Regions from separate parts of the Homo sapiens genome. Here regions 1, 2 and 3 are each linked to region 4. Evidence: chromatin contacts called from ENCODE Hi-C or POLR2A ChIA-PET data. All regions are on one chromosome and are shown on one strand. Each heading gives the region's core, a stretch centred on a gene start or an enhancer-like site at or near the end of the contact. The rest is flanking DNA. Distances are from core to core; before and after follow the strand shown.

What was found. Hi-C counts contacts between places; a loop is a spot of excess contacts on that map. ChIA-PET counts read pairs that join two places held with the same protein, here RNA polymerase II (POLR2A). Pooled maps may share reads with other maps.
Region 1: a loop to region 4 is called in a map of naive thymus-derived CD4-positive, alpha-beta T cell, with 15 times the contacts of the local background. The contact joins the promoter of AKAP10 here to the promoter of ALKBH5 in region 4. A Hi-C loop is called at or near these places in 1 of 168 maps with a recorded cell type or tissue (naive thymus-derived CD4-positive, alpha-beta T cell) and 7 of 50 pooled maps. POLR2A ChIA-PET finds 5 or more read pairs at or near these places in 1 of 52 experiments (activated B cell).
Region 2: a pooled map shows a loop between it and region 4 (5-fold over the local background). The contact joins the promoter of TNFRSF13B here to the promoter of ALKBH5 in region 4. A Hi-C loop is called at or near these places in 7 of 37 single-sample maps with no recorded cell type and 4 of 50 pooled maps.
Region 3: a loop to region 4 is called in a map of CD4-positive, alpha-beta memory T cell, with 8 times the contacts of the local background. The contact joins the promoter of ZNF624 here to the promoter of ALKBH5 in region 4. A Hi-C loop is called at or near these places in 1 of 168 maps with a recorded cell type or tissue (CD4-positive, alpha-beta memory T cell) and 7 of 50 pooled maps. POLR2A ChIA-PET finds 5 or more read pairs at or near these places in 1 of 52 experiments (CD8-positive, alpha-beta memory T cell).

What each region holds. Positions count from the first base shown.
Region 1 is chr17:19,976,565-19,979,264 of GRCh38, forward strand. It overlaps AKAP10 (A-kinase anchoring protein 10), which reads right to left and starts at 1,264. Exons shown (of 15, transcript NM_007202.4): 1 at 1,028-1,264. The coding sequence starts at 1,115. RefSeq lists a silencer at 972-1,161 and an enhancer at 1,634-2,347.
Region 2 is chr17:16,970,827-16,973,526 of GRCh38, forward strand. TNFRSF13B (TNF receptor superfamily member 13B) reads right to left here and starts at 1,292. Exons shown (of 5, transcript NM_012452.3): 1 at 1,189-1,292. The coding sequence starts at 1,249.
Region 3 is chr17:16,652,518-16,655,217 of GRCh38, forward strand. It overlaps ZNF624 (zinc finger protein 624), which reads right to left and starts at 1,333. Exons shown (of 6, transcript NM_020787.4): 1 at 1,247-1,333. It overlaps LOC124903934 (a long non-coding RNA gene), which reads left to right and starts at 1,375. Exons shown (of 4, transcript XR_007065639.1): 1 at 1,375-1,453; 2 at 1,567-2,681. RefSeq lists an enhancer at 577-1,087 and a silencer at 1,043-1,242.
Region 4 is chr17:18,182,453-18,185,152 of GRCh38, forward strand. It overlaps ALKBH5 (alkB homolog 5, RNA demethylase), which reads left to right and starts at 1,376. Exons shown (of 4, transcript NM_017758.4): 1 at 1,376-2,561. The coding sequence starts at 1,792. RefSeq lists enhancers at 764-963, 1,024-1,263, 1,371-2,208 and silencers at 1,474-1,773, 1,854-1,943, 2,102-2,253.

The sequences.
Region 1 (2,700 bases), core at 14-2,513, 1.8 Mb after region 4:
GCTGGAGTGCAATGGTGCTATCTCGGCTCACCGCAACCTCCGCCTCCCAGGTTCAAGCGATTCTCCTGCTTCAGCCTCCCAAGTAGCTGGCATTACAGGCATGCGCCACCACCCTGGCTAATTTTGTATTTTTAGTAGACACGGGGTTTCTCCATGTTGGTCAGGCTGGTCTTGAACTCCCGATCTCAGGTGATCCACCCGCCAAGCCTCCCAAAGTGCTGGGATTACAGGCGTGAGCCACCGCGCCCGGCCTCTGTCTGGTACATTTTATCTGAAGCAACAGGAATTGACAGGAAAAATCACTGCTGTCCACAGACCCATACTTGCTCACTTCGGATATGTATTTTTAATGAAGTGCAACAACGTTACCCAGAATCAAAATTAAGCTGTTTCTACGTAAACATTGGGCAGGTAATACAACTGGAAATCAAAAATGTAAGTAGTTCGTTTGTAAGTTAGGGTTCCAGTAGTTAGCAAACTTGCCAAAGTCATCAAAAGTAGTGGTCTTCCTGTTGGGGAACTTTAGCAATAAGTAATTTTATTTTAGTAACAGCAGTAACTACCCCTCCCCCCAAAGAGGAAATTGGAAGACAGCACTGGGTGAAGAAAACAATTTTTTCACGTGTTGCTTTTAGACATAAAACCCTCAACATTTGGAAACTTCAGACTTCCATAATAAGGTTCTAAAGAGATTTCCTTGATCTTGATCCACGGTCCTCAAAGAAACACAAAAAAACTAACCCCCACCTAAGAACTGTTCTTAACCAAACAGGCAGGAACTTCTATGGGCTTTAGCAATCGCTTCTGAACCAGCGCGACAATACTCCTCTGACCTCGCGCAAGAAGGCCACCTTCTCCCTCCCAGAAGAGTCCCGGAGCAGAGCAAGGCACTCAGGGGGCATCTGCGCCGAGGTCGAGGCTCGCTGAAGGCCTTGCTGCCGCCTTGGGGAAAGCCCTCGCAGGCCCACCTGCCCCACCGCCGCCCCTGAGGCCCGGCCTGACTCCCCGCCGGCGCCCCCTCAGCTACCTTTCCGCCGGAAGAAGGACATGGCGGGGCCCGGGTCGGGACGGAGGGTGCGGGGGGACTGGCGCGGGGAGGGCCCGGCTCCCCTCATTCAGCAACCGGCCCGGACTTCCGGGTCCAGAGGGGCCGCTGCACTAGCGCGAAAAGGGACCCTTCTTCCGGGAGTGGGCCCCACCGCCTCCTCGGGATGCCCAGGCAGCTCCAGCCGCCATATTATCAACAAGCCGCCCGCCCGGAGTTCCGGTCCTTCCCCGCGCTAGGCTTCACGGGAGGTCAAGCGCCGGCCCCGCCCCTTTTCCCCATCCCCCTCCCGCGGGTGCAGGGGCGCACGCCCGCATCGCCCACGTGACCCGCGCGTGCTACCCGCGCCTCTTTCCCGGGCCCTGGGTGCCTGGAGCGAGCCACCGTTCCTGCAGCTGTTTTGTGGCGTCTGTCGCCGGCCCCCGGTGGAGCGCTGCAGACCCAGTCTCTGCAAAACTAACTCCCTGGGGCGGGAGCCCTCCCAGCAGCTGGAACGGGGCGGGCCTTAGGTCCCCGGCTTCCGGCCCCTGGGTACCCTTCAAATTGTGCCCTTCTAAAAGGCAGGGTCAACCCTGCCACGCTCCAGCTCGACCCCTCCTGCTCCTCCGTTTGAGTTTTGCTCACAGGCGCTGGCCGGCACGAGCAGCTTCACCCTGCACCCCAGTCCCTGCTTCCTCAGGAGAACCCGCCACGGCCTGCGGGTTCGAGGCGATGCAGAACCCTGATTAGGAAAAGGCACAACCTGCCGCATGCGGAACCAGCAGCTCCCTGGATCATTAGCGAATGAAAAGGGGAAGCGGGCTTATTTCGGAGTGCAGTCCCTGCGAATGCTCAACTTTGTAAGGGACTGCAACATAAAAGCCTCGCCAGTATTTAAAAGCTAGCTCCAGTGAATCATCCTTGCTCAAATGCCATTTTCCTGTGAATCTTCTGACCCTCTACTCCCAAAGCAAAATCAATCAAGCCTCCCTGTCTTTGGTGCTTCTTAACACCCGGCGAGTGCGCTCAGCGGCTGAGGTTGTAACTGCTCCCTGGGGTTGGGGTTGGGGAGGGCAGGAAGGTAATAGTAACTCAATAAATGTTCGCTGGGGTTTTTAAACCAATGAAGTTTATCATGTGACGGATGGGGAAACAGGCCCAGAAGAGACAACTAGCCCAAGATTGTTCAGAATGTTAGAAATACCAAAATTGTTAGAAATAGATAATCGGTGCCACGAAGAAAAGTCAGCACGGAGACAAAAGATCTCCAGCAAGGCAATCTTTACTTTCTGCAGAAAGGGTGCTCAATCGCAGATGGAACGATGTCGAGAGCACACCTGAACAAAGGAAAAGCAAACATATTTATCCCTTACGCATTTGGGTCGTCCTCACTGCTATGTCCTGCATCCATTGGCTGGAGCGGGACCTCACACTCTTAAACTGATAGCCGATTTGCTAATAGCCTAAAACTTTCTAAATAGGTAAGTGCAAGGAAGAACGAAGAAGGAGAGGAAGTTGCTTACCGAAAGGTTTAAGGAAGCAATAACATTTCCAAATAAGGAAGGGGCATAGGCTGTGAACTGGAACGTGCCTGTGAGCATGTCCAACAGTTACATAGGATAGGGCTTAACAAAGAGTTATTAGCACAAAGCAAGGAGGCTTGAAGAAAGTTAGTC
Region 2 (2,700 bases), core at 42-2,541, 1.2 Mb before region 4:
AGAAACTTTACATATTTGAGCCCCTGGCTGTGTAGATTCTGGGGACTTGGTGGCTGGACACAAAAAAGGACTGAAGAACAAATTTGCTCCCTGCCTGAGGTGTGGGACAGAGCAGCAGGCAGAGGCTGTGAATCTAGGCTGTGCCCCGGGTCCATCTGGCCATGGGTTCTGTCTGCACTAAAGGACCTGGGGCCCTTTCATAAAACCTTAGAAACCCACCCTGATGAAAATGCTATACGGGCCGGGTGCCGTGGCTCATGCCTGTAATCCCAATACTTTGGGAGGCTGAGGCAGGTGGATCACCTGAGGTCAGGAGTTTGAGATCAGCCTGGCCAACGTGGCGAAAGCCTATCTCTACTAAAAATACAAAAAATTAGCCGGGCGTGGTGGTGGGCACCTATAATCTCAGCCACTCGGGAGGCTGAGGCAGGAGAATGGCTTGAACCCGGGAGGCGGAGGTTGCAGAAAGCCGAGATCATGCCATTGCACTCCAACCTGGGTGACAGAGCAAGACTCTGTCTCAAAAAACAAAAACAAAAACAAAACAACAAAACAAAAAAAAAGAAAGCTATAGGATAAATATAAATATAAATATATAACAGAAAAAATGGGTGGAAACTGTTATAGATTAAAACATAGCCAAAAGTCTAATGTGGGACAGGCTGATTTGAACAAGTCAACTGAGAAAGACATTGGTGAGACAGTTGGTACAGTTTGAACCCTGGCGGGCTATGTGATGATGTTCAGGAATTGTTGTTTCAGCAGGGGTGAAGGTATGATGCTTAGTTTTTTGTTTTGTTTTTAGGGTTTGTGTTCTTAAGGAATAAATCCTGTGGTCTCCACAACTCAAACAATCTGGTATTTGAGATTAGCATTAAAATGGTCCAGCGGGCATGTAAGGGGGAAAATGGGGGCTGTGCAGGGGCCATGGTGACAAAGGGAATTCCTGCCGGTGTGGCCAACCCTGCAACCTCAGTGGCTTCTGTCACGGAAGGCAAGCCCCACATCCCAGAGGCATCCAGACTCGGGGCTCTCCATGTGCAGGAGCTTGGGGAGGCTGGGACTGCCCCAGTGTGTGGATCTGCTGTGGGCTTTGCACCTGCTGGACCTTGCAACCCCCACGGCACTCAGGCCCAACCCTCCTCACACCTCCCACCTGCCCTCCTGCCCTCCTGCCCGGCTACTCACAGCGCTCCTCCTGGTCCACACGGCTCCGGCCACCTCGCCTGCTCCGGCCCAGGCCACTCATTACTCAGGATGCTTATTACTAGTCTTAGATTTGATTAGTGCTTGGGCTGCACTTCCTGGGTTTTCCCCTCAACCTGTTGGATGTAAATCAGCCACACCCACTCCCGCCCCCATGCCTGTGCATTGGGTCTCAGGAGCCCAGGTGGGTGGCTGCGGCCCAGGCTCCTGGCGTCCCATGGGGTACACACAGAGCAGTGGAAGGCCTGCCGGGCCTTGCGATGAGGTATTGACTATGGGATGGCCCAGGCTCTTCTAGATCTGGCCTTGGCCATCCCTTGGTCCTCATCTCCTGCCCGCCGGCACACACCCCAAGCCAGGCCAGCTCTCCACCCTCCCAGCATCACTCAGGCCTTTCCCTCTTCCTGGGTATACTTATTCTATTCATTGCCTGGTCGGCTCCTCCTGCTCTTCCTTCAAGGCTCCATTGAGGTGTCACCTCCTCCAGGAAGCCATCCCTGACTGTCCCAGCCTGTCAGGTGGTACTCATTCTCTGTATCTCCTTGACCCTCTCCAACACCTAGCAGAGCACTGGAGAGGCTGAACCCCAGGACCGGACAGCCTGCGTTTGAATCTTGACTCTGCTGCATACTAGCAGAAGGCCTTGGTGGCAATTTATGGAACTCTTCTGTGCCTCCATGTTCTCTGTGTAAAACAAGGATGAGGTCGGGCATGGTGGCTCACGCCTGTAATCCTAGCACTTTGGGAGGCCGAGGCAGGTGGATTGTCTGAGCTCAGGAGTTCGAGACCATCCTGGGCAACACGGTGAAACCCCATCTCTACTAAAAAAAAATACAAAAAATTAGCCGGGTGTGGTGGCGCGTGCCTGTAGTCCCATCTATTTGGGAGGCTGTGGCAGGAGAATGAACCTGGGAGTCAGAGGTTGTAGTGAGCCGAGATCGTGCCATTGCACTCCAGCCTGGGCAACAGAGATGCCATCTCAAAAAAAAAAAAAAAAAAAAGGATGAGAACATTGCCCGCCTCACAGGCGGTTATGAGCATGAAATGAGGGAGGGAGCACAGTTACATTCTTAGAGCAGGTTCTTGGCACACAGTAAGTCCTCAATAAAGGCCGTGGAGGAGGAACATTACAGCCCGTATTGCACTGCATGGCGACTGCACTCCTGTGTCTTCCCCATCGTCTGAAACCTCCCAGGGGATGGGAGGCCCAGCAACAGCCAAAGGCGGAGTGAGAGGAACGTAAAAGCCAAAGAAAGCCCATGGGCCCTTAGGAAGAAACTGAAGGACGAGGAGGACATGGAGAGGTGGAGAGGAAGGAGGGAGGCTGCAGGAAGCAGCTGGAGCAGGGTGATGGTGCACAGAGCAGGAGAGGAGATGCAGACGGTCAGCAAACACAGGAAAATGTCCAGTCTCCCAAAAATCAGAAAAACAACTGAACAATGAAAAACTAACTTTCAGCCATCAGGTTGCAAAGTTTTAAAGTTGGTAACATCA
Region 3 (2,700 bases), core at 83-2,582, 1.5 Mb before region 4:
TTATGCTCGTAACATATGTTTAACAACCAAACTACAATAAATCCCTTGTTTTATTTTATAATTAGAATAAACAATATTTAACATTTAATATATTCAGCTTGATCTCAATTGTGCAAATGTAATGCATAGAAAAAAAGACTGAGTAACCCAAAACTCTACTGAGACCTCTGAGACCTGGGGCTGTGATGTTTACCCTTCTTTCTGCTTTTCTGTACTCTCCAAGCAGACAAGAAGAAGTATCTACCTATACATAGGAGTGTGGAATAGGAATAAAATCCCAGAGTGGCTGGCCACATCCCCAGGTTCTAACCCTGCTTTGGCTACCGTAAAACTGTGACCACAGGCAAGTCACTTGAGCACAACGAATCAGCTATTAGTACATGACAGTAGCCACCTTATATGTTTCTACTGTCCCCTTTGTCATTATGCAGAAGATATCTAGGCCACTATTCCCCAGTTATAATTTCCCTATTTACAAGCTCTGTCTTTCCAACTATTGCAAACGTATCCAGAGACTTAAGGAGAAACTTTACTTGTTTTGCTTCCTTGGCCAGTGCAGTTATTTAGAAATAATGAAGGGTCCATGTTTTTGCTGAGAATCTCAGCGCCATGTACCAGTCCAGCATTTCCCAACCAATGCAATAATACCATTGTCATGTCAGGGAGTGACAAGTGATTAAAAGGTGATTACAGTATTTGAAATGTGACATTTCAGGAAAAGCTGCCTCGGTTACTGAGTAGCGCAGGTCCCCCGATGTGGAACCTAGTTCCATCCCTGCCAGTTCAGAAGCCAGAGCGGATATGCTCCTGCCAACCTCGCCTTCTTTCCCTAACTGCTCTCCTCTACCCACTTCGGGTATGCCCTCCTCAGGGCCTGCAAGGCGCGGGGCTGGGAAGACCGGGAAAGTCGGGTCAGGGGCCCGCCCGCCCTACTCGACTCCCTGCGCCCTGCGCCCGGCTCTTTTTAACCCCAGCGCCGCCAGGCCCGCAGGGAGGGGGTTCCCGGGTTTGGACCCGGACTAGGAGGCCGCATAGGGCACGCGGCCCTACCTGTGAGGGAGGCCAGCTGGAGACTGAACCCACACTCGGGAAGGAGGCCCAGCCCCAATCGCCTCTCAGGAGTGGGCGGGTCCGCTCAGGGACAGGGGCTCTAGAGGGAACGGCCACGCCCCGGACGCCGCCGGGAGCCAAGCGCCAAGGGAGGGGCGGCGGGCAACCGAGGCCAGGCGCCCGGGACAACGAGTACCTGGCGGCCGAACTGAGGACAACTGAGGGAACTCGCAGAGCAGGGCGGGAACGCTTCCAGCAATGGCGGCGGCTCGGCGGTGCCGGCCTCCAGGCAGGGCATTGCGCCTGCGCAGCCGGAGCGTCGGAACTACAGTGCCCAGAATCCTCAGCGCCTGAGCCCCCCGCCCCTTTTGTCTGCGTTAGTGAAGGAATTGGCTCTTCGAGGGTGAGAAAAAATTCCAATTGGATACACTTCTGTTGAGAAGCCTTGACTATGTGTCAAAAGCAATAGCACTAGAGATACAAATAATGACACAACCCTTGTCTTGGAACATTTAGGTGCGACTAAAGAAAGCCGTCGAGAGAACAGATAGATGTGATCCAGACAAATATGTGAACAAGTGCTTGGAAACACATATTTCTGAACAATTCCCTTTATGACAATTCCCTCAGAGTTGGAAGAGACAACAATTGATGACTATAATGCCAATTAAGTAGAATGGATATGAATGTCTGAAAATAAGCTGGAAATTTTAAGGCCAAAATTCTTCGAAATACAAAGAAAAAACCTTTCTGAAGACAAATAGCTGTAGAAGTTCTCCTCAATGCATACAAATGATAATTCTTAAAACACAATGACTGAAAGTATTTATTTGCAACAAATTTATTTGACCACTTATTCAAGGGCTGCTCGTCCAAGAGCTATATTAAGGTCTATTTACTTTATCCCTACCAAAGGCGGTATTTTTTGAGGATAGAAACTACATCTCATGGAGTTTATCACTCAGAGTGCCTACTTAGGAGACTGCTTGCATACTGAATGAAACGAAGGAAGAATGAATGAATAATTTGGGACCCCACCTCCCAACACACTTCCACATATCGAAATGCACACGGAATGAGGTACATCTTCTAAGGAGAGTGGCATTGAAGAGTAATCAAAACAACAGGATATTCACAGGAGGACTGGAATAAAACGAAATTTCCAGTGAAAAAGATTACTCAAAATATTTATTCAATACACTCTGAAATTAGAAACTAAGCAAATGTCTTTTGGAGATCCCAGTTCCCTCACATTCCCCACAGATGAAGATGAGCCAAACAGAAGTCCAAAACTTAAACATTACAAAACAAATAATAAAATAAGACACTGTGACTGAAAATCAGCACAAACAATAAACGGCAGAAATATATCCCCCAAAACTTCAGAGGCAGAGCTCATTTGATTAAAAATTTAAAATTATTACATTTAAAATGTTTAAGGACATGATAGATGGAATTAAAAACATTATCAACAAACAACAGAATGTAAAATAAGCCACCAGGAAAGTTTAGAGAAACATACACATTTCGTTAAACTATTAAAAAAAAATGTTTAACACAATATTTAGGGTAGATTATTACTTCTACAGGGATAAAGTCCAGGAAAGACAGACACACAGGTGACTTCAAAGGTATTGGTAGTGTTTTATT
Region 4 (2,700 bases), core at 126-2,625:
TCTTGAAGAAAAGCTTTGAGTGCCAAATAAAGCAGGGGAACTTTATCCTGGGAGACATGGGAGATTTTCCAGCAGATCCCCCCCGACCCCCATTTGTTGGAGCCCTCCAGTGCATCCTGCACGGCTACGCCTTTTTGTTTTGTTTTGCAGCTCTGTCGCCCAGGCCGGAGTGCAGTGGCGCCAGCTCGGCTCTCTGCAGCCTCAATCCCCTGGGCTCAAGGGATCCTCCCACCTCAGCCTCCTGAGTAGCTAGGACCATAGGCGCGCGCCACCACGCCCAGTTCATTTTTAAAAATTTTATTGTAGAGATGGGGTTGCCATGTTGGCCAGGCTGGTCTCAAACTCCTGGGCTCAAGTGATCCGCCCGCCTTGGCCTCGCAAAGTGCTGGGATTACAGGCGTGAGGCCCCGCGCCCGGCAACGCCTTTGCTGACTGCTTCAAAACTTTTTTGAATTGACTGTAGTCATTATCTATAGCTTAGCCTTAGCCTTGCGCCCGTTCGTTTCCTGGAGTTTTCTTCCAGAGTCCCCGTAGGAGGTGCCCCCACGCCCATCTCCAGCACCAAGGAGGCTCGACGCCAACCCCAGCGCGCCCCCACGCTCGCCGTCACCGGGACGTGACTCGTGAAACGTCCGCTCCGGGCGGCGGCGGCAGCGGCGGCAGGCTGGCTTGTACCCCGACAACGCGCGTCTGGCTTCTGCCGGACGTTCCTATCTGGGTTCAGAACTGGGGCCGGGTGCTGCAGGTCCCGCAGTCTGAGAAGTTTTCGCGGGTTTCAGAAGTTTCCTTAGGCGTTCTAAGGGCTTTACTCAGGTGGAGTCTCCATTCAGGCACTTATTTAACCACCCATTTCTCCTTTAGGGGTCCTCGCTGCTCGCCCAGCCGCTAATTAAGTGACGGACACAGTAGCTAAGGAGACTGCCTGATTGACACGCATGATTACCAACCGACTTCCGGAAACTCCAGTCAGGGCCTGCCCGGCGCGTGGCCCACGGCCCAATTAAAGAAGTGGAAGCGCCAAAGGGGGAGGTAACGGAGCGGCCTACGTTGTGGCGGTTCCCTGGTGAATGCGCCCTGGGGTTGAGGCGTCTGCGGGCGTTCGGACGATGCCGTGACGCGGCACGGCGACACTGTTGGCAATATGAGCGCACCCCTGTAGAGGGAGCCCTTCGGTCCTGGAGGCGGCGCGGCGTGAAGACAGGTTGCTATTTGAGAGCGTTCCCTTGAAGCCCCTCAGAGAGTGGGGGAGGGGCGGCGGACGGCAAGCGGTTCCTGTCTGCGCTTGCGCCGGCGCCTCTGCCGACCCGGCCTGCACGCACGCGCATGCCCGTAGCGCGCGGAGCCGCGGTGGCCGGCAGCACTGCGCGTGCGCGGTGAGGAGCCCGCTAAGGAGCGGCGCTGGCGGACGTCGGGCTGGCTGCCCGTGACGTCGTGCGGAGAGCTTTAAAGTGCGGGCCGGGCCGGGCGTCCGAGGGTCTGGTCGGGAGTCGGGCCGCGTCTCCGCAGCAGCCCTCCGCGGCATGAGGCGCTGCCGGCGCCCCTGCCCCGCGGGACGTGGAGAAGGTGGAGGAGGAAGAAGCCCCGTTGTCGCCACCGTTGCATGACCCGCCGCTCCTGAGGCCCTACCCCACGCCCGGACCCTCGACGCCCCCCGCCGGGTCCCCCACTCACGCATGGGGGTTCGGCGCTAAGGACCCCCCTCCCTCCGGGGGCCCCGGGGCGCGTCCCCTTAGAGCCATGCCCGGCTGCCCCGCCCGCCCCGGAGGACCCTAGAGCAGCGTCGTGGGGGCCATGGCGGCCGCCAGCGGCTACACGGACCTGCGTGAGAAGCTCAAGTCCATGACGTCCCGGGACAACTATAAGGCGGGCAGCCGGGAGGCCGCCGCCGCTGCCGCAGCCGCCGTAGCCGCCGCAGCCGCAGCCGCCGCTGCCGCCGAACCTTACCCTGTGTCCGGGGCCAAGCGCAAGTATCAGGAGGACTCGGACCCCGAGCGCAGCGACTATGAGGAGCAGCAGCTGCAGAAGGAGGAGGAGGCGCGCAAGGTGAAGAGCGGCATCCGCCAGATGCGCCTCTTCAGCCAGGACGAGTGCGCCAAGATCGAGGCCCGCATTGACGAGGTGGTGTCCCGCGCTGAGAAGGGCCTGTACAACGAGCACACGGTGGACCGGGCCCCACTGCGCAACAAGTACTTCTTCGGCGAAGGCTACACTTACGGCGCCCAGCTGCAGAAGCGCGGGCCCGGCCAGGAGCGCCTCTACCCGCCGGGCGACGTGGACGAGATCCCCGAGTGGGTGCACCAGCTGGTGATCCAAAAGCTGGTGGAGCACCGCGTCATCCCCGAGGGCTTCGTCAACAGCGCCGTCATCAACGACTACCAGCCCGGCGGCTGCATCGTGTCTCACGTGGACCCCATCCACATCTTCGAGCGCCCCATCGTGTCCGTGTCCTTCTTTAGCGACTCTGCGCTGTGCTTCGGCTGCAAGTTCCAGTTCAAGCCTATTCGGGTGTCGGAACCAGTGCTTTCCCTGCCGGTGCGCAGGGGAAGCGTGACTGTGCTCAGGTAACCCACCCGGGTGGAGGGGGCGGCCCTGCGCCTGCTGCCTTAGCTACCCACCCTGGCCCAGAAAGCAGCAGCCCGTAGGAGTCTGCGTTTTTTACAGTTCTGACCAGTTCTTCTGTTTGTAGATTGTAGGGAGCGA